3 separate regions of the Homo sapiens genome follow, and regions 1 and 2 are each linked to region 3. Evidence: read pairs that join two places in POLR2A ChIA-PET (ENCODE). Cell type or tissue: MCF 10A. All regions are shown on one strand. Links, peaks and the distances in the headings refer to the core of each region. The heading gives the core; the rest is flanking DNA.

Region 1 (5,910 bases), core at 1,083-5,082, 1.7 Mb before region 3:
TCTGTCGCCCAGGATGGAGTGCAGTGGTGTGATCTCGGCTCACTGCAACCTCCGCCTCCTGGGTTCAAGTGATTCTCCTGCCTCAGCCTCCTGAGTAGCTGGGAGTACAGGTGCATGCCACCACGCCCGGCTAATTTTTGTATTTTTAGTAGCGACGGGGTTTCACCGTGTTAGCCAGGATGGTCTCGATCTCCTGACCTCGTGATCCGCCCACCTCGGCCTCCCAAAGTGCTGGGATTACAAGCGTGAGCCACTGTGCCCGGCCTTTTTTTTTTTTTTTTTTTTTTTTTTTTTTTTTTTTGAGGCAGAGTCTTGCTCTTTCTCCCCATACCCCCCAGCCCCGCCCCAGGCTGGAGTGCGGTGGTGCAATCTCGGCTCACTGCAACCTCCGCCTCCCGGGTTCAAGCAATTCTCGTGCCTCTGCCTCCAGAGTAGCTGGGATTACACGCATGTACCACCACACCCGGGTACTTTTTTGTATTTTTAGTAGACACAGGGGTTTCACCATGTTGCCCAGGCTGGTCTCGAACTCCCAACCTCACGTGATCCGCCCGCCTCGGCCTCCCAGAGTGCTAGGATTACAGGCATGAGCCACTGTGCCCGGCCCCTTTTTCTTTTCTTTAGTGATGATTTTGTTTTATTTTTATAGCTTTTAGAGGTAATCAAATCTATCACACTGTGCTTTTATATTTTCTTTGTTTGCCTTTATGGGTAGAAACTCCTTCACCACCCTAGAGCTGAAAAATGTTTTCCTATATTTTATTATGGCTATTTTAGTTTTATTTTTTACATTTAGCATTTGAATTTACATTGCTGTATGGTGTGAAGTTTAAGGACCTGTCTTTTACCAGTGGTTCAGCATTATTTCAGACTAACTCATCAGAGAGGGCGCTGGGAAGCTCTAGCACTCCCCACTGAGGTGTCCCTGATGGCACAGGGAGTGGAGCAGGCTGGGCAGCAGTGGTGTGTCCTTTCCCAGTGGGCCCTGGGGCCTTGGGGAGAGATCTCATAGTGCACCTGGAGCTGAGCCCTGGCTCTGTGGTATCTGCTCTGGGCTGTGCAGCCAGTGACCGGCCACTGCTCTCGGCCTTGCCTCCAGAGAGAGCCTCATTCCTGGCATAGGCTGCTGATCTCTTGGGCTTTCAAGACTTGATGCTACAGCCTTGCATTTGGGTGTGAACTGGGGCTGCTGGGATATAGACCTTAGTCCTTTGTGTGGGGCACTGATCACATTGCAGCCCGTCGGTCCTGGGAGGTTTCTTCCCTATCACCATGTCCCCACCCCTGCGTGATCCAGCGGACTCTTGACTCCCATGGCAAGACTCCACCCGGCTTTACTCATAACTTCTGCCCAGTCCCACTCCCTTGACCTGAATTAGTTTTGCTGTCATAAAGCCACCTCTTTTTTCCTTTAAAGGAATCCCTGACATCGTCATCCGTCTCCTGTGCCTTTCCGCTGGGTCAGCCTCCTCCCACCAAGCTTCTGACCCACTGTCATCCGCAGCTGCCACTCTAGCTGCAGAGCTCGACTGGGCTCTGGTTTCTCAGAAGAGCTCAGAGGACCTGGCTCCTCCCTCTTTGCTTCTGAACTGCATTTCTTTCCTTATTACTCAGTGTCCACACCCACGGTGGCTGCCTGGATAAAAATCTGCCCCTTTCTCCCGTCACCTTTCATGCCAGACAAAAGCCCCAGTGAGTAATGGTGACCTACCCAGGTCCAGCTAGCAGCTCTCCATTCCTGAGTGGCCTGGGGCAGAACAGGGTCCTGCGAGCTCCTGGATCCCAAGTCTGATTCCCTTTCCCTGTCTTCCCGCTTATCTGCTAAGCTTGTTTATTGGGGACCACTAAGCAAAGTGAATGATTATTCCTGTCTTTAACGAGGAGGGGTGGAGTTCCCTCTCCATCTTCACCCACTTCTGGGAGGCTTTCAGGGACTCAACACCCCACACTGATAGCACTTCCCCAGGCCTGGCCCAGCCAGCCAAAGAGGAGGACCAGGCCACTTCTCAACCTAGCTGATGCTTGGCAGCTTTGTGACCTTGGATACACCTTCTCTTGGGAGGTCAGACCCCATGATCCCAGCTCTTCCAGCTATGACATCATGTGAGGCTGCAATTTTTTTTTTTTTTTTTTTGAGACAGTATCTTGCTATGTTGCCCAGGCTGGCCTTGAAATCCTGGGCTCAGGCGATTCTCCTGTCTCAGCCTCCCACGTAGCTGGAACTTAGGGCGTGAGCCACCGCGCCCAGCTTCTGGAAAGGACATGAATGGGGAGGTGGAACTTGATTGGACCTGTTCTGTGAGTTCAGGAGAGGTCCTCTGACAACTCACTTGGGGTGGGGAAAGGAGGTAAAGAGTCCTGTGGAAACTTTTGGCTGTGGGGACCCCATTTCACTGATGATTGAATGGGTCCACCTCTGTCAAAGGAATTCAGAGTCCCACTCATCATTCAGACTGGGGGAATCAGGCTCAGTTGACTGGCCCAGCCTTAAATCCACTGAATTTGTTTTTATCTCTACATAGAAAAACGGAATTACAGTTGCTTCTCACTGTCCAATGGGGATTGGTTCCTGGAGCCTCCCTGAATACCTGTCCATGGATGATGCTCAAATCCCTTACATGTAACCTATGCACATCCTCAGGTATCCTTTAACTCATCTCTGCGCTACTCAAATACCTCATACCATGTAAATGCTGTGTAAATAGTTCTTGTGCTGTGTTGGTTTTTAAATTTGTATTATTTTTTCTTGTATATTTTCCATTTTTTTTTCCTGAATATTTTTGATCCACGGTTAGTTGCCTCCATGGGTGCGGACCCACGGACACGGAGGCTGCACCTTCTGAAATGAGCATGGCGGCGCCCTCTGGGTCCTCGTGTCGTCCTGTCTCTGGTGCTGCATCCAGCACGGTGGCGAACAGCAGAACTAATCTTTTGCAAGTTATCACAGTGGAGTGGAGTTCCGCTCTGTTTGCTTTTGCCCCGCTCTGGCTTACCAGAGGTCCCCTGGCCTTGGCCACAGCATACCTAGCCTAGTGCTTGGCACCTCAGGCACACAATAAATATTTATGAAATGGATCTTCTCTGGTATGTCTTGAGTGTACTAGTCTTCTGTTTTTTCCTCTTCATCCTGCAGCCAGCTTCCTCCCATGGGTCTTGTTTTAATGATGGTATGTGAAAAGCTCCTTAGCTGCTTGCAAAAGATGAGACATCAGGCTTGAAGGGTTGGGATTTCCTGTGAACATCTGTACTTTCGGCTTCACGCCCTTTCCCCCATCTCATGACTCAGGCTTTGTAGGAGTCAGGGCACTGATTTTCATAGCTCTTGGAGTTGATACTTTGTTAGGTGAGTGGTGGGGGATAGGAAGACAGTTCCACTAAGGGGATGTCTCTGGCTCAGCATATTAAAAAATTGGGGAATTGGTGCTTCTTATTGTGGTTGGTGAAAAAAAGAATAAAAGATTAAAAAATTGGAGGACATAATGGAATTTGAACTGGGAGGTGGGGTGCACAAGACTCGGGGAGGAAGACTGAAAACGGAAACCCTCTCGTGAGAAACTCACAATGATGGACAGCCCAGCTTTTCTCCTGCTCCAAGGTACTAAGCACCCAGAAGCCATGAAGAAACTTAAGGAACAGCCGGGCGCGGTGGCTCACGCCTGTCATCCCAGCCCTTTGGGAGGCCAAGACAGGCAGATCACTTGAGGTCAGGAGTTTGAGACCAGCCTGGCCAACATGGTGAAACCCCGTCTCTACTAAAAATACAAAAATTAGCCGGGCGTGGTGGTGCGTGCTTGTAATCCCAGCTACTCCGGAGGCTGAGGCAGGAGAATCACTTGAACCTGGGAGGCAGAAGTTGCAGTGAGCCAAGATCACACCACTGCACTCCAGCCTGGGCAACAGAGGGAGACTCTATCTCAAAAAAGAAAAAAAGAAAAAGAAACTTAAGGAACACCTTTTTAGAGATTGCTGGCCTTTGGATAATTCCCCAAACCTGCTAACCTTTCTGCTGAAACCAAAAGGACTTATTTCTCTTTCTCTTGAGTGAGTACATTTGCCAGCTTCTATCCTGGCTCCACCCCCTTGGAACAGGAAGCTGGGGCTAAAATATTAAACAGCCCTCCTATTCATTCCCCTCTTCTTTCATGCCCTCACATCGCCATTTATAGGTATCTCCCACCCCCACTGTCCATTCCTCAACTGGGGAAAGCTTGGTTGATGAGGTATTGTTTTTGGCCATTTTCAGGCTCCTGTAGGCAACAATAGGTCCAGAAACAGCCTCCCCCACCCTTTTTTTTTTTTTTTTTTTTTTTTTTTGGAGACGGAGTCTCTCTCTGTGGCCCAGGCTGGAGTGCAGTGGTGTCATCTCAGCTCACTGCAACCTCCACCTCCCGGGTTCAAGTGACTCTCCTGCCTTAACCACCCCCAGTAGCTGGGATTACAGGCGCCTGCCACCACGCCCAGCTAATTTTCTTTTTTCTTCCTTTTTTTTTTTTTTTTTTTAGTAGAGACAGGGTTTCACCACACCACGTTGGCCAGGATTGTCTCGAACTCCGGACCTCAAGTGATCCATGCACCTCGGCCTCCCAAAGTGCTGGGATTACAGGCGTGAGCCACCGCTCCTGGCCTGCAGCCTCCCTTCTAAACCCTTGTTTTTGTCTAACATCCCCTGGCTGCTGTCCCCACATGACCCAAATAAACAGATGATCATGTGAAGCCAGTAAGGCTGTTTGTTTTAAATAGCAAACATCTCCACTAAGCTCTGGAGCAGATGGAGTATTGGGGGCAATGGAGAGGCTGGCATTCAAATCTGTGTTCACTCTACTCTTACCTTCTGCTTCCTCACCCCTGAAGCGAACAGTGTCTTAAGAACACTGCCTTTCAGAGAGGTGCCTACTTACTGGTATAGAGTTGGCCAGTGACAAAGAAGAGTGTAAAAAATTAAACCTCAGCCTTCAGCAGAAACTCCAGGGCTGTATGAGTGCATGGCCACCTGAGGAGAGCAGGAAGGGACAGCTGGATGGAGCACTGTGCACCACGGTGCTGACCCCACACAAAATAAGAACTTGCCCAAAAGCATTAACTCAGGTCACAATCATGTATAGATGCAGCTCCACTTAGGACGGGTTTCACCAGCCATAATCCCATCCTAAATTGAGCGCATGCTAGATTATCACTTTTACAACCATTGCAAACTTGGAAAGTCCTGTGTCAAACCATCACAAGTCAGGGACTGTCTGTATACTGTTGAGAGTCCCTGTTCCACTGCCGCCTATATATTATATTGCCTTTGAATTTTCCATTTTCTCTAGTTGTGCAGAATGGGCCAGGCCCAACCATACTGGTGGCAAGTGGCAGACACCTTAAAGGAAGCAATGTTGGAGCCAGCACAGATCTGGCCCTCCCAGCAAAGGGGCACTCATCCCATGGAGAAGAACTGGGCTGTTCCGTTCTAATCCGCCTTTGCTCCAGCTTCATCATAAGCAAAATCAGTGGTACCTACCTGGACATTTGTGTGTGTGGCGACTTCTGCATGCTCAGCTCTAGATGCTGGGGCATTAAATGTGAAAAGATCAGAGGCCTCTGTAGACTAGTACTGGCAAACAGCCCCCTTCCTCTGGTTCACGAAGTTCTTGATTTCCAGGATCTGTGCAGATTTTTCCCCCCTAGGATGCATGACGATGCCCTCAAAGGAAAGGAGTAAAGCCAGCAAACATTTTGCCTGCTTTCTATGTTTCTAGCTGTCTTCCAACCAGTCCCTAAAATAGGAACGCTCCGAGGGTGCCATGTGATGGAATGTATTGGCAGGGCGGCCTGCCTCTCAGCCTCATGAAGGTTTGCTTTCTGGTTGTGTGTGATGTTGAAGCCGCGGCTGAGGAGTTCTAAACCCACTGGCACTGACTGCCCCCCCAC
Region 2 (5,910 bases), core at 830-4,829, 200 kb before region 3:
AAGTTAGCTGGGTGTCGCTTTTTAAAGAGGTGGTGCTGTGGCTGAGACCCCCGCTGCCTGGACTCTGTGCTCTTGAGACCCCCACTTTGCAGACTGCTCATACATCAGCTTTCCTAGTGACGCATGCTTATGGCACTTTCTTTGCAAAACACCTTCGTCTGCATTCTCATTAGTCCCTTACCACAACCCTGTGAATTAAGTAACTCCTCCAGATTCTTGGCCAGAGTCCTCTTCAAGTTTACAATCTGTGGTTTCCCTTTATCTAGGATGTTTATCCTCGCCTCTCTTTGCTAATGACCACCAGCCCAGATTCTCAGAGAGGTTGACTTTGTTAACACAAGCAGCTGGGGTTGGTGAGAGTCCAGGTGGTATAAGGAACATCACGTGCAGACTCAGTAATTAAAGAAAAGCTGGTGAGGGGGCGAGTGGGCACGGCTGTCTCTAGGAGTTCTTTTGAAATGGGCTTCACTTCTCCCTCTAAGCCCGTCCCTTTTGTTCTCTGCCTCTGAGAGCCAGTGCTGTCTGGCTGGTTATGCCGTCTCCCACGGAGTATGCCTCCTTCTGCTCCTCCCGCAAACCATCGCTGTCTGACTGGTTACGTGGGCCATCTCCCACTGAGCCCGCCTCCTTCTGCTCCTCCTGCAAACCATCCTGGCTACTTTTGCTTTTTTTTTTTTTTTTTTTGAGACAAGGTTTTACTTCCGTCACCCAGGCTGGAGTGCAATGGCGTAATCTTGGCTCACTGCAACCTCCTGCCTCAACCTCCTAAGTAGCTGGGACCACAGGTGTGCACCACCACGCCTGATTATTTTATTTTCTGTGGAGACGGGGTTTCGCCTTGTTGCCGAGGCTGGTCCGGAACTTGTGAGCTCAAGCGATCTGCCTGCCCTGGCCTCCCAAAGTGCTGGGATTCCAGGTGTGAGCCACAGCACCCAGTCCTAATTTTGCTTCTTTTACCTCCCTTTTCTTTTCTTTTTTCTTTTTTTTTGAGATGGAGTCTCTGTCGCCCAGGCTGGAGTGTAGTGGCACAATCTCGGCTCACTGCAACCTCCGCTTCCCAAGTAGCTGGGTCTACAGGCGCCTGCCACCACGCCTGGCTAATTTTTTCTGTTTTTAGTAGAGGCGGGGTTTCACCATGATAGCCAGGATGGTCTCGATCTCCTGACCTCGTGATCCGCCCACCTCGGCCTCCCAAAGTGCTAGGATGACAGGCGTGAGCCACCGCACCTGGCCTTACTTTTGCTTCTCTTACCTCCCTTTTCTATACTCCTTCCAGCCTCCCATTGGATCACTGACTCACCTCCCAGGGTTGTTATGAACAGTTTTCTTGGCTGCATTGGATGGGAGATGGGCAAAAGTGTTTATCCCCAGACTCTTTCATTACCCAGAGCCTTGTTCTACAAATCCCAGGGATGTGTGGGATGGCCAGACACGTTGGCTCACGCCTGGAATCCCAGCTCTTTGGGAGGCCAAGGCGGGCAGATCGCTTGAGCTCAGGAGTTTGAGCAGCTTGGGAACATGACGAAACCCCATCTCTACAAAAAATACAAAAATGAGCCGACGTGGTGGTGCACGCCTGTGGTCTGAGCTACTCGGAACGCTGAAGTGGGAGGATGGTTTTAGCCCGGGAAGCAGAGGCTGTGGTGAGCCGAGATTGCACCACTGCACTCCAGCCTGGGCGATAGAGCCAGACCTTGTCTCAAAAAAAAAACAAAAAAACAAAAAAAAAACAAAAAACATGGGATACTCCTGTTAATAAAGAGAAAAGAGAGGGGAGGAGAGCCGGGCACAGTGGCTCACGCCTGTAATCCTAGCATTGGGAGGCTGAGGCGGGAGGATCGCTTGAGCCCAGGAGTTCGAGACCTGCCTGGGTAACATGACAAGACCCTGTCTTTATAAAAAATAAAAAAATTAGCCGGGTGTAGTGGTGCATGCCTGTAGTCCTAGCTACTTGGAGGGCTGGAGTGGGAGGATTGCTTGAGCCCGGGAGGTTGAGGCTGCAGTGAGCCATTGACGGTGCCACTGCACTACGGCCTGGGTGACAGAGTGAGATCCGTCTCTTGAAAGAGGGAAGGAGGAGAAAAATAGAGACAGAGACGGTAGATACTGAGAATGTGCGGATCTAACATTGTCTTGAATCTTGAGAGCTTTCATCCATCCCAGAGATTCCTGACAGGTCATAATTCTGCTAAGACATAGATTTGCATTGCAGCCCAGCTGCTAACTCTTAAGTCATTAAAACTTTCTTTGTGAAAAATGGCTCTTTTGCAACGAGAATCAGCTGCTACTATTGGTGATATCAGGGAAGAAAAAGCAAAGATTATCTAAAGAAGTGATAGCTCTTAGCCAGAGAAAGGGAGTTTTGGATAAACTAAAGACTGGAATGATGACTTTTTGCTGTGCTGGGAGCAAGCCCACCATGTACTTCTTGGGGAACAGGGACGTTCGTGAGCATTTTAGCAGTTGCTTGAGCCAGGGCAACGTTTGTATGAGTGAGGTGGTTTTAGAGAAAGTTGAATGGGGAGTTGTAGTGAGAGGTGAGACATTAACAGCAGCAACAACCACCACAGATCAGGAGCTGGGCACAGTGGCTCACGCCTGTCATCCCAGCACTTTGGGAGACTGAGGCGGGCGGATCACCTGAGGTCAGGAGTTCAAGACCAGCCTGGCCAACATGGTGAAACCCCGTCTCTACTAAAACTACAAAAACTAGCCAGACATGGTGGCGGGCGCCTGTAATCCCAGCTACTCGGGAGGCTGAGGCAGGAGAATCGCTTGAACCCGGGAGGCGGAGGTTGCAGTGAGCTGAGATCGCGCCATTGCATTACAGCCTGGGTGATAAGAGCAAAACTCTGTCTCAGTCAGTCAATCAGGAAAAAGCCAGAAGCCTCTCCAGCCTCCTCTGTGTTCCTGGGTTTGGGGTTTCTGAAGCTGCCTGGATGTGCTTCTCTGGAATGTTGGGGCCTCCTTGTACCCGTCACTGGACTTGTTCAGGCAGGTGCAGTGTGACCAGCTGTCAAGAGTATTCCTAGGTTTGCTTTCCGGGAGGCGGGAGGCCTCATTCTTGACTTAAGTCTCTGTATCTCCTTTCCACCCCTTCTTTCTTCCTCCCTGTCCTCTCCTTTGGTGCTTCTGCGAGACACCAAAGCCTGAGACAGTCAAACCTGAGACAATCAGCTTTGAACAAGAGATGCAGAGGCTTTTGGTGGCTAGTTCTTACACCTGAATCCGCCGGCTGCTCCCAAGGCCCTGGGCCAAACCTCAAAGCAAATAGTTACTTTTCCTTCCCATCTGACTTGTAAAATCTCTTCTCCCAACCCCCATCCCAAATTGCCACCCAGGCCTGTCTCCAGCTCTGTGTACCTGTACTTCCTGCCTTTACCTGGGCATTCCTTTCTGAGTGATGGGAGTTTCGCAGATGAAAGTAACTTACACCGAAGGTGTGAATGAGGCTTGGTCTTTGAATGTTTGCATTTTAAAACTGAATGAGGCTTGGTGCTGCCAAGGGCTGGGGCTGGGGAGCAGGGGAACGGAACGGAACGGAACGGAGTTAGTCTTTACTGAGGACGGAATTTCAGTTTGGGAAGATGGAAAGTTCTGGAGACAGATGGTGGTGATGGTAGCAGAACAGGAGATGCACCTAATGCTGCAGGACGGTCCACCGGAACACACTTGAAATAGGACATTTTCTGTTATGTATGTTCTATCACAACAACAAATTAAAAATCGGCCGGGCGCAGTGGCTCATCCCTGTAATCCTAGCACTTCGGGAGGCCGAGGTGGGCGGATCACCTGAGGTTGGGAGTTCAAGAGCAGCCTGGCCAACATGGTGAAACCCCATCTCTACTAAAAATACAAAATTAGCCGGACGTAGTGGCTCACGCCTTGCAATCCCACCTACGCGGGGGGCTGAGGCAGGAGAATCGCTTGAACCCAGGAGGTGGAGGTTGCAGTGAGCCGAGATCGCGCCATTGCACTCCAGCCTGGGCAATAAGAGCGAAACTCCATCTCAAAAAATAAATAAATAAGCTGTCCCAAATAAATAAAATAAAAAATTAGTCGGGTTTGGTGATACACACCTGTGGTCCCAGATATGCAGGATGCAGAGGTGGGAAGACCCTTGAGCCCAGAATCGTGCCACTGCACGGCAGCCTGGGCAACAGAGTGAGACCCTGTCTCAAAAAAAAAAAAAAACTTTTTGAGAATTTGAAAAATGTAGAAAAGCACTAGAATATAGGAATCATAAACCTCCCCACTGCTAACATTTTGCACTTTATTTGTATATCTTTCCTTTCTTCTGTAAAATATACTTAAAAAAATACAAAAGTGGGGTTTAACTATATACCTGTCGTTTTGTCGTTTCCACTTAACTATCTCACGAATATTCTCCTCGCTCATCAAATATTACCAAGTGTTTCATCTTCACTCTTGCTTGATGTTTCATCATTCCTGACCCCCGATGAGGTTGTCCTTCTGGTATCAAACGCACTTGTGTCCTATCTGTTTCTTTTATGCTGCTTATCAAAGTTTCTAGTTACATATGTTTTGGGGATATTTGATGTCTGTTTTCTTACAAGAGCGTAAACTCTGTGAGGACCTGTCCCCAATGCTGGACGCAGTGTCCTGCACGTTGCAGGTCTGCAAATAGTGACTATATGGATATGTTGTTGAACATTACATTTTCCAATTTTTGCTTGGATGGGATGGCCTTTATTTTAAAATTAATTAAAAATTTTTGTTTGTTTTTGAGACACGGTCTCGCTGTGTTGCCCAGGCTGGAGTGCAGTGGTGTGATCACAGCTCACTGCAGCCTAGACTTGCTCAAGCAATCCTCCCGTCTCAGCCTCCGGGGTAGCTAGGACTACAGGTATGTGCCAACACACCTGACTAATATAAAATTTTTTTGGTGTAAAGCGGGGTCTTGCTTTAAGTTGGTGCACAAGTAATTGCACCAACGTGGTTATTTTTCTGTGCGAAACACTGGAGTGGCACCCAGGTGGATGTAAACAGAGTGAATAAGACAAGGGCCCTGCCTGGAGATGTTGTAGTAAAAACCTCCTGCCTTGGCCTCCCAAAGTGTCGGGATTCCAGGTGTGAGCCACCGCGCCGTCCAGGTGGTGGTCCCTAAGGCAAAGAGAAGTCCTGAACTCGTGGATAATGCTGTCAAGGAAAGTAAAACAGGAGACAGAGTCCGGGAGAACTTGGGAGGTGAGTAAGTCGAGTTGAAGTGAGAAGTAGGGAGGAGATGAAGACTCTGGGCTCCCAGCTCAGGCCCTGGGAGCCACACACGGCACCTTGTAAGAATGCAGAGTGGGCCGGGCGTGGTGGCTCACGTCTGTAATCCCAGCACTTTGGGAGGCCGAAGGCAGGTGGATCATGAGGTCAGGAGATCGAGACCATCCTGGCTAATACGGTGAAACCCCGTCTCTACTAAAAATACAAAAAGTTAGCCGGGTGTGGTGGCGGGCACCTGTAGTCCCAGCTACTCGGGAGGCCGAGGCAGGAGAATCGCTTGAACCCCGGAGGCAGAGGTTGCAGTGAGCCGAGATCGCACCACTGCACTCCAGCCTGGGCAACTGAGCAAGACTCCGTCTCAAAAACAAAACAAAGAACGCAGAGTGGAGTCCTGGCTGGGCACTTCTCACCTTCTGACGTCTCTCTGGCTCTCAGCCCCAGATTTGAGCACCTCCTGGTTCTGTACCTCAGGCTAACTGGGTCTTTTGTTAAGCTCTTGATTTTGGAATGTACGCTTAGATTTTATTCGTGGCCCCATCCTATTTCCAACTAATGGTTCTCACACTTTTCTTTTTTTCTTTTTTTGAGACGGAGTTTTGCTCTTGTTGCCCAGGCTGGAGTGCAGTGGCACGATCTTGGCTCACCACAACCTCTGCCTCCCGGGTTCAAGTGATT
Region 3 (5,910 bases), core at 1,171-5,170:
CCCAGGCGGAGGCGGGAAGGGCCGCGGCTCCCGGCTTCTGTTCCGTCAGCGGACGCGCCCCTCCCCGACCTGCTCTTCTCGCCGGCCCCGGGCGAAGGGGCGGGGTGGGCGCGGGGCCGAGGAAGCCAGGTAGGAACCCCCTCCGGGGTGGGGCGAGGCCCGCGGGGAAGGAAGGAGGGAGGCGGCGTGTGGCCCTGGGTTCGCGGGCCCCGTCCACCAAGCCCTGGTGCTTCTCGGTGGGAGGCCTCAGGATGTGGCCTCTCCCCGCACGGCCGAGATGCTTTTCCCGGTGCCGCCAGCGGCTGCAGCCGCTCCGGGGTGGCCCTCAGGAAGCGTGAGGTCCGGGGGCCTCCAGCAGCCCCTCTCCACCTGCACCAGGAGGCGGACTGTGGAGGCTGCAGGCTCTTACTGCCTCTCGGCTTTGGATCTATCCGGAGACACCATCCAGAGGCGTAGGGACTGTGGTGTTGTTCACAACGTGTCGTTATTTAAAAGTATCGGGGTCGGGCGCGCCTGTAACCCCAGCACTTGGGGAGGCCGAGGCGGGCAGATCACTTGACGTCAGGAGTTCGAGACCAGCCTGACCACCACGGTGAAACCCCGTCTCTACTAAAAATACAAAATTAGCCAGGTGTGGTGGTGCCTGTCTGTAGTCCCAGCTACTCTGGAGGCTGAGGCAGGAGAATCGCTTGAACCTGGGAGGCAGAGGTTGCAGTGAGCCGAGATCACGCCACTGCACTCCAGCCTGGGCCACAGAGCAGGACTCTGTCTCAAAAAACAAACAAACAAACAAACAAAAAAACAGTTATCGGGACAGGCGTCTAAACTTGAATGAATTGGAATACATTTCATTTGTGCCAAGCACCAATCACATGGATGAAGACAGGAATTTCAGTATCATTGGCTTCTGTCCTTTAGGAACTACCAGCTTTATTTTGCTTTGGTCTGTATCTTCCTCAGCTAACAAACGTAGGGGGTGGGAAATACAGTTCATTTATGTTACTACAAATGAAAGGTATGACGGGTCTCCTCAGATCACCGTCATGCAAAATGCTGACCAAAATCCCGTATGAGGACTTCGGAACAGCTGGGCTCGGCTCTCTGGGCCACGATTTGCTGGTCCGTGAAATGAGAGGGAGGCTGGATCACTAGCTCTTTAACGGTCTTCCAGCTCTAGATTCTTATGAGTCTATGACTTTTACAAAGTGGCAGATGATTTCTGTTAGGTGCCAGTTAAATTACTTTAACACGGCAGTTAGTGATGTAGGAACTGGTGTAGAGTGAGCACAGCTTTTGTTTTTTTCAATTTGGATTCATTCATGATGGAGTCTGAAGATGTTTCTCAGGTTTAAAAGATAGTTTTCCTTCAGTGGTAGTATCAGTTACTAGGCTGTGACCTTTTGGAATGAATGTAGCCTCTAACATCTTCCTATATGTGGTTAAGAAAAGGGACTTAGCCAACAGGACGGTGGCAGACAGCCTCAAGAAAAGCCTCAAACTTCGTCCACTTAGGGCAACATCTCTAACTCCCAAATTCACTGCTGACATACTCAGTGAAAGGAGAAAGCCACTTCAGGTTGGTCCCAAGATATCTGACAAATGCGACGCTCTCTTTATTTTCACATTCGCTTGTGGACAAAACCAGCTACCTGTGAACTCTCCATTCTCTCCAGGAAAACGACTCTGTGCAGTCCACTGTCTCTTTCCTAAGCATTTATCACAGTGACCTCCAGCGCCAGTGTTTCCAGAGAGTGACAGGTGGTTACAAGTCCTCCCTGCCTTCCCTCCTTAAAGGGAGCAGCAGCTTGGCAGTGAGTATGCTGGCACCTTTGAGTGGTGGGAACCAGTCTCCCCTACACAAGAAGCTGTAAGGCATCTTTATGAGTTGAAAACAAAACAACCGATGTTTCATGTATAGAAAATAGCAAGTAAAGGCCGGGCGCAGTGGCTCATGCCTGTCATCCCAGCACTTTGGGAGGCCGAGGCGGGCGGATCACGAGGTCAGGAGATCGAAACCATCCTGGCTAACATGGTGAAACCCGGCCTCTACTAAAAATACAAAAAGTTAGCCGGGCGTGGTGGCGGGCGCCTGTAGTCCCAGCTACTCGGGAGGCTGAGGCAGGAGAATGGCATGAACCCGGGAGGCGAAGGTTGCAGTGAGCCAAGATCGTGCCACTGCACTCCATCCTGGGCAACAGAGCAAGACTCTGTCTCAAATAAAAAAAAAAAAAAGAAAAAAGAAAATAGCAAGTAAGATCAGTTTCAACACCATGCTCAGTGAAGTCACCAGACTGTTTATGTTGAATCACCATAAAGCTAACAAGCAGAAACATGAACCTTAGCTTTTCAAGCGATCAAACCCCTGTCGGCAAATGGTAAGGCCAAATGAAAAACACGGGGCCTGGTTTACACAAACTTCCCCTCATCCTTCAAAAGTCTCGAATCAGCTGTTTCCTTCTCTAAGAAGGTTTCCAGGTCTGCCTTTGGGTTTGGGTAACGAGGCTGTTGTTTTCTCATTTGTATGTTTCTCCACCAGACTGTTAGGTCCTAGAAACAAGGACTGTGTCTTTTCATTTTGTACCCCAAGTGAGGCTGGCACATTCTGAGGGTGCAATACATGTTTCATACTTTCCAAAGCTCATACCTGTTGAGTACTTACTGTTTGCTAGGTCCTATGTCAGATGTTTTGTCTACATTGTCTCATTAAATCCTCACAACAGATGTTATTCTCACTCTGTGTGTGTGTGTGTGTGTGTGTGTTTGTGTGTATCAGCAAAATGAGACTCAGACCAGAGCAATTTAAAAATCGCCCCAGGTCACACTGCTGGTGGCGAGCTGGGATTCAAACTCAGTACTTTCTGCCTTTAGTTCCATGTGCCGGATGACTATACTGCCTTCAAGCCTGATAAGCAAGGAGGGAATAATAATCTTTCACAATATAGTTTCTGATGAATACTGTTCCTAATTATTTACTCATAAATTTGTATGGTGAATTGATGGGCTCTGATGCTGCCATGAACAGTATTCTCTGTTTATATGTAACTTTACAAATTTTCAAAGCACTTTCACGTGTAGTAGCTCACCTGGGTCTCAAAATAACCCAGTGAGGTTGGCTAAACCTGTTATTTCCATGTTACACATGAAGAAAGCGAAGTGCAGGATGGGCCGCTGACTCACCACCCTGTGAAGGGACAAGGCTCAGGTTAGAACCTGTTCCAGGGTAATTTCCACTACTCCAGGCTGTGGGGCTGGGTTTCACCAGTTTGTCATTACACTGCTTGTGTGGGTTTCCAGAGTGAAATTTGGGCTACTTAATGCCAACGTAAAACTCACTTACCAAATGTAGACTGTCGCCCCCTTGAACAGAGAATTTATAAAGCTCCCCATTCTAAAGGGCTACGGAGGGATTTTTCTGCCATGAAAGCATGTGGGCCTGCCTTTCCATCTCCTCTCCCCCATTCCTCTGGACCCCACTCGCTATCATTAAGGAATAGGACACAGGGACTCTCCCCATATCTGTTTCCTGGTTTCTTCAGCCTTAAATGGAAAATACCGTATTTACTTGTAAAATACTTTGTGAGTTCTCAAGTGAATGCCATTAAGATATGTGATGTGTGGGCAACTACCCTTGATCGAGGACCTTTTCCTCCTATCTGGGAAAATCATGTACATGAGAAAGAAGTGAGATCACACGTGAAGCGCCTCCACGTAGTGAGCTCCCGAACCAAAAGGGAACTTAGGGGTCTCTGTCCGCTCATCCACTTTAAAAATCCTAACACAGCCTGGGCACAGCAGCTCACAACGGTAATCCCAGCACTTTGGGATCCGTCCAAGGTGGGTGGATCACTTGAGCCCAGGAGTTGGAGACCAGCCTGGACAACATGGCAAAACCCTGTCTCTCAAAAAAAAAAAAAAAAAAAGCCAGATGGGTGGAACCCACCCCAGTAACTGTAGTCCCAGTTACGCAGGAGGCCGAGATGGGAGGACTGCTTGAGCCTGGGAGACAGAGGTTGCAATGATCCCAGATTGTGCCACTGTACTGCAGTCTGGGCGACAGAGCAAGAACCTGTCTCAAATAAATAAATAAATACCCTAACAGAGAAAATGGACATCTGTTCTGAAGTAAAAGTTACTTTGTGTAGACCCATACTTCATTTCCACAGTAGGGACCATTGAAGCAGAGAGAGGGCAGGAAGGACAAAAGGAGAATGAAGAAATAGGAAGAGACATAGAAAGATACGGCACAGGGGGTGGGCACGTGGGCACGGTGGCTCCTGCCTATTATCCCAGCACTTTAGGAGGCCGAGGCGGGAGGATCACTTGAGCCCCGGAGTTGGCTCCTGCCTATTATCCCGGCACTTTAGGAGGCCGAGGCGGGAGGATCACTTGAGCCCAGGAGGTGGCTCCTGCCTATTATCCCGGCACTTTAGGAGGCCGAGGCGGGAGGATCACTTGAGCCCCGGAGTTGGCTCCTGCCTATTATCCCGGCACTTTAGGAGGCCGAGGCGGGAGGATCACTTGAGCCCAGGAGGTGGCTCCTGCCTATTATCCCGGCACTTTAGGAGGCCGAGGCGGGAGGATCACTTGAGCCCCGGAGTTGGCTCCTGCCTATTATCCCGGCACTTTAGGAGGCCGAGGCGGGAGGATCACTTGAGCCCAGGAGGTGGCTCCTGCCTATTATCCCGGCACTTTAGGAGGCCGAGGCGGGAGGATCACTTGAGCCCAGGAGGTGGCTCCTGCCTATTATCCCGGCACTTTAGGAGGCCGAGGCGGGAGGATCACTTGAGCCCCGGAGTTGGCTCCTGCCTATTATCCCAGCACTTTAGGAGGCTGAGGCCGGAGGATTACTCGAGCCCGAGAGTTAGAGACCAGCCTGGGCGACATGGTAAAACAAAAAAATACACTAATTAGCCGGGTGTGGTGGCGTGTGGCTGTAGTCCCAGCTACTCGGGAGGCTGAAGTGGGAAGATTGCTTGAGCCCGGGAGGTTGAGGCTGCAGTGGGCCATCATCACAGCACTGTACTCCAGCCTGGGTAACAGAGTGAGATCCTGTCTCAACACACACACACACACACACACACACACACACACACACACACACACACAACGCCAGTATACACTTTGATACAGGAAGATAGACATAGAGATGAAGATCTAAAGATTGGCACAACAACAGAACACGAGGAAAAGGTCAGACACGGAAAGAAAGGAAGGAGGTGTCCAAAGAGGAGAACAACAGCCTTCTGCGGAACTTCATTCTCTTTGGCAACAAAAGCCACACTGCGTCTGAAGAAATACGGTTCAGAGAATGAGCTGACTTGCTCTTAGGACTTTGAGTGTGGCCAGAAAGAAGTCAATCACCCTGCTCTTCATTTCTCCTTCACTTTGTTTGCCTGATCAGTGTAGCCCTGAGCTGATATGTGTGTGTGCGTTTCTCTGGCAGACCACATGCCCCTGACGGTAGGGGCCGTCTGCCTGGGAGGCAGCCACTGCATAGCGCATTGGAGTTGGGATCCGAGAACCTGAGTTCCAGTCCACGCTCCACCACCTGGAAGCTGTGTGACCTGGAGAAAACACTTTGCCTCCTTCCCCAGTAAAATGGCGGTTCCTGCCTCTACCCTCCAGGATGGCTGGGAGAATTAAATGACATCCTATTTTCAAAACGTTAAACTGTGTGCTCGGCACAGGCAGGGGATTCTTGTTCTTTATACCGGATCCTCAAGGCATAGCCCCCTGCTGTTAAACTTCTCAACAAGCACCTGCTGGATTACAGATTCCCTAGGTGGCCTTAGCCCGACTCCAGACGGCAGCTTCCTTGGTTTTATCTTAAGATTCTTTGCAAGAGCAAACTGTGAGGCCGGGAAGCACAGCCACACCCCAAACCCATGGTTTCTACAAACAGCGACCGCA

Evidence for each region. Peaks named below come from ENCODE experiments on the same cell type or tissue, not always from the same donor. Only the 100,000 strongest peaks of a DNase experiment are listed, where the experiment ranks them.
Region 1: POLR2A ChIA-PET joins it to region 3 with 6 read pairs; 1 of 35 experiments calls an interaction of 5 or more read pairs at or near these places.
Region 2: POLR2A ChIA-PET joins it to region 3 with 9 read pairs; 2 of 35 experiments call an interaction of 5 or more read pairs at or near these places.

The regions. Positions count from the first base shown.
Region 1 is chr17:2,402,738-2,408,647 of GRCh38, reverse strand. LOC284009 (a long non-coding RNA gene) reads left to right here. Exons shown (of 3, transcript NR_028335.1): 3 at 1,418-1,667. Among named protein-coding and RNA genes, the nearest start is that of MNT, 4.6 kb to the right of the region's middle. RefSeq lists an enhancer at 5,481-5,910. In MCF 10A, for the core only: no CTCF peak of the experiment used is centred there; DNase peaks (open chromatin) are centred at 1,497, 2,237, 3,257 and 4,097.
Region 2 is chr17:922,355-928,264 of GRCh38, reverse strand. The region is part of intron 1 of NXN (nucleoredoxin); the gene reads left to right. Among named protein-coding and RNA genes, the nearest start is that of NXN, 54 kb to the left of the region's middle. RefSeq lists enhancers at 246-1,136, 3,315-3,870, 3,871-4,427. In MCF 10A, for the core only: no CTCF peak of the experiment used is centred there; DNase peaks (open chromatin) are centred at 1,374, 2,984 and 3,254.
Region 3 is chr17:726,398-732,307 of GRCh38, reverse strand. LOC124903893 (a long non-coding RNA gene) reads left to right here. Exons shown (of 2, transcript XR_007065572.1): 1 at 1-129. Among named protein-coding and RNA genes, the nearest start is that of TLCD3A, 3.2 kb to the left of the region's middle. RefSeq lists a silencer at 1-235 and an enhancer at 2,205-2,499. In MCF 10A, for the core only: no CTCF peak of the experiment used is centred there; DNase peaks (open chromatin) are centred at 2,347 and 3,187.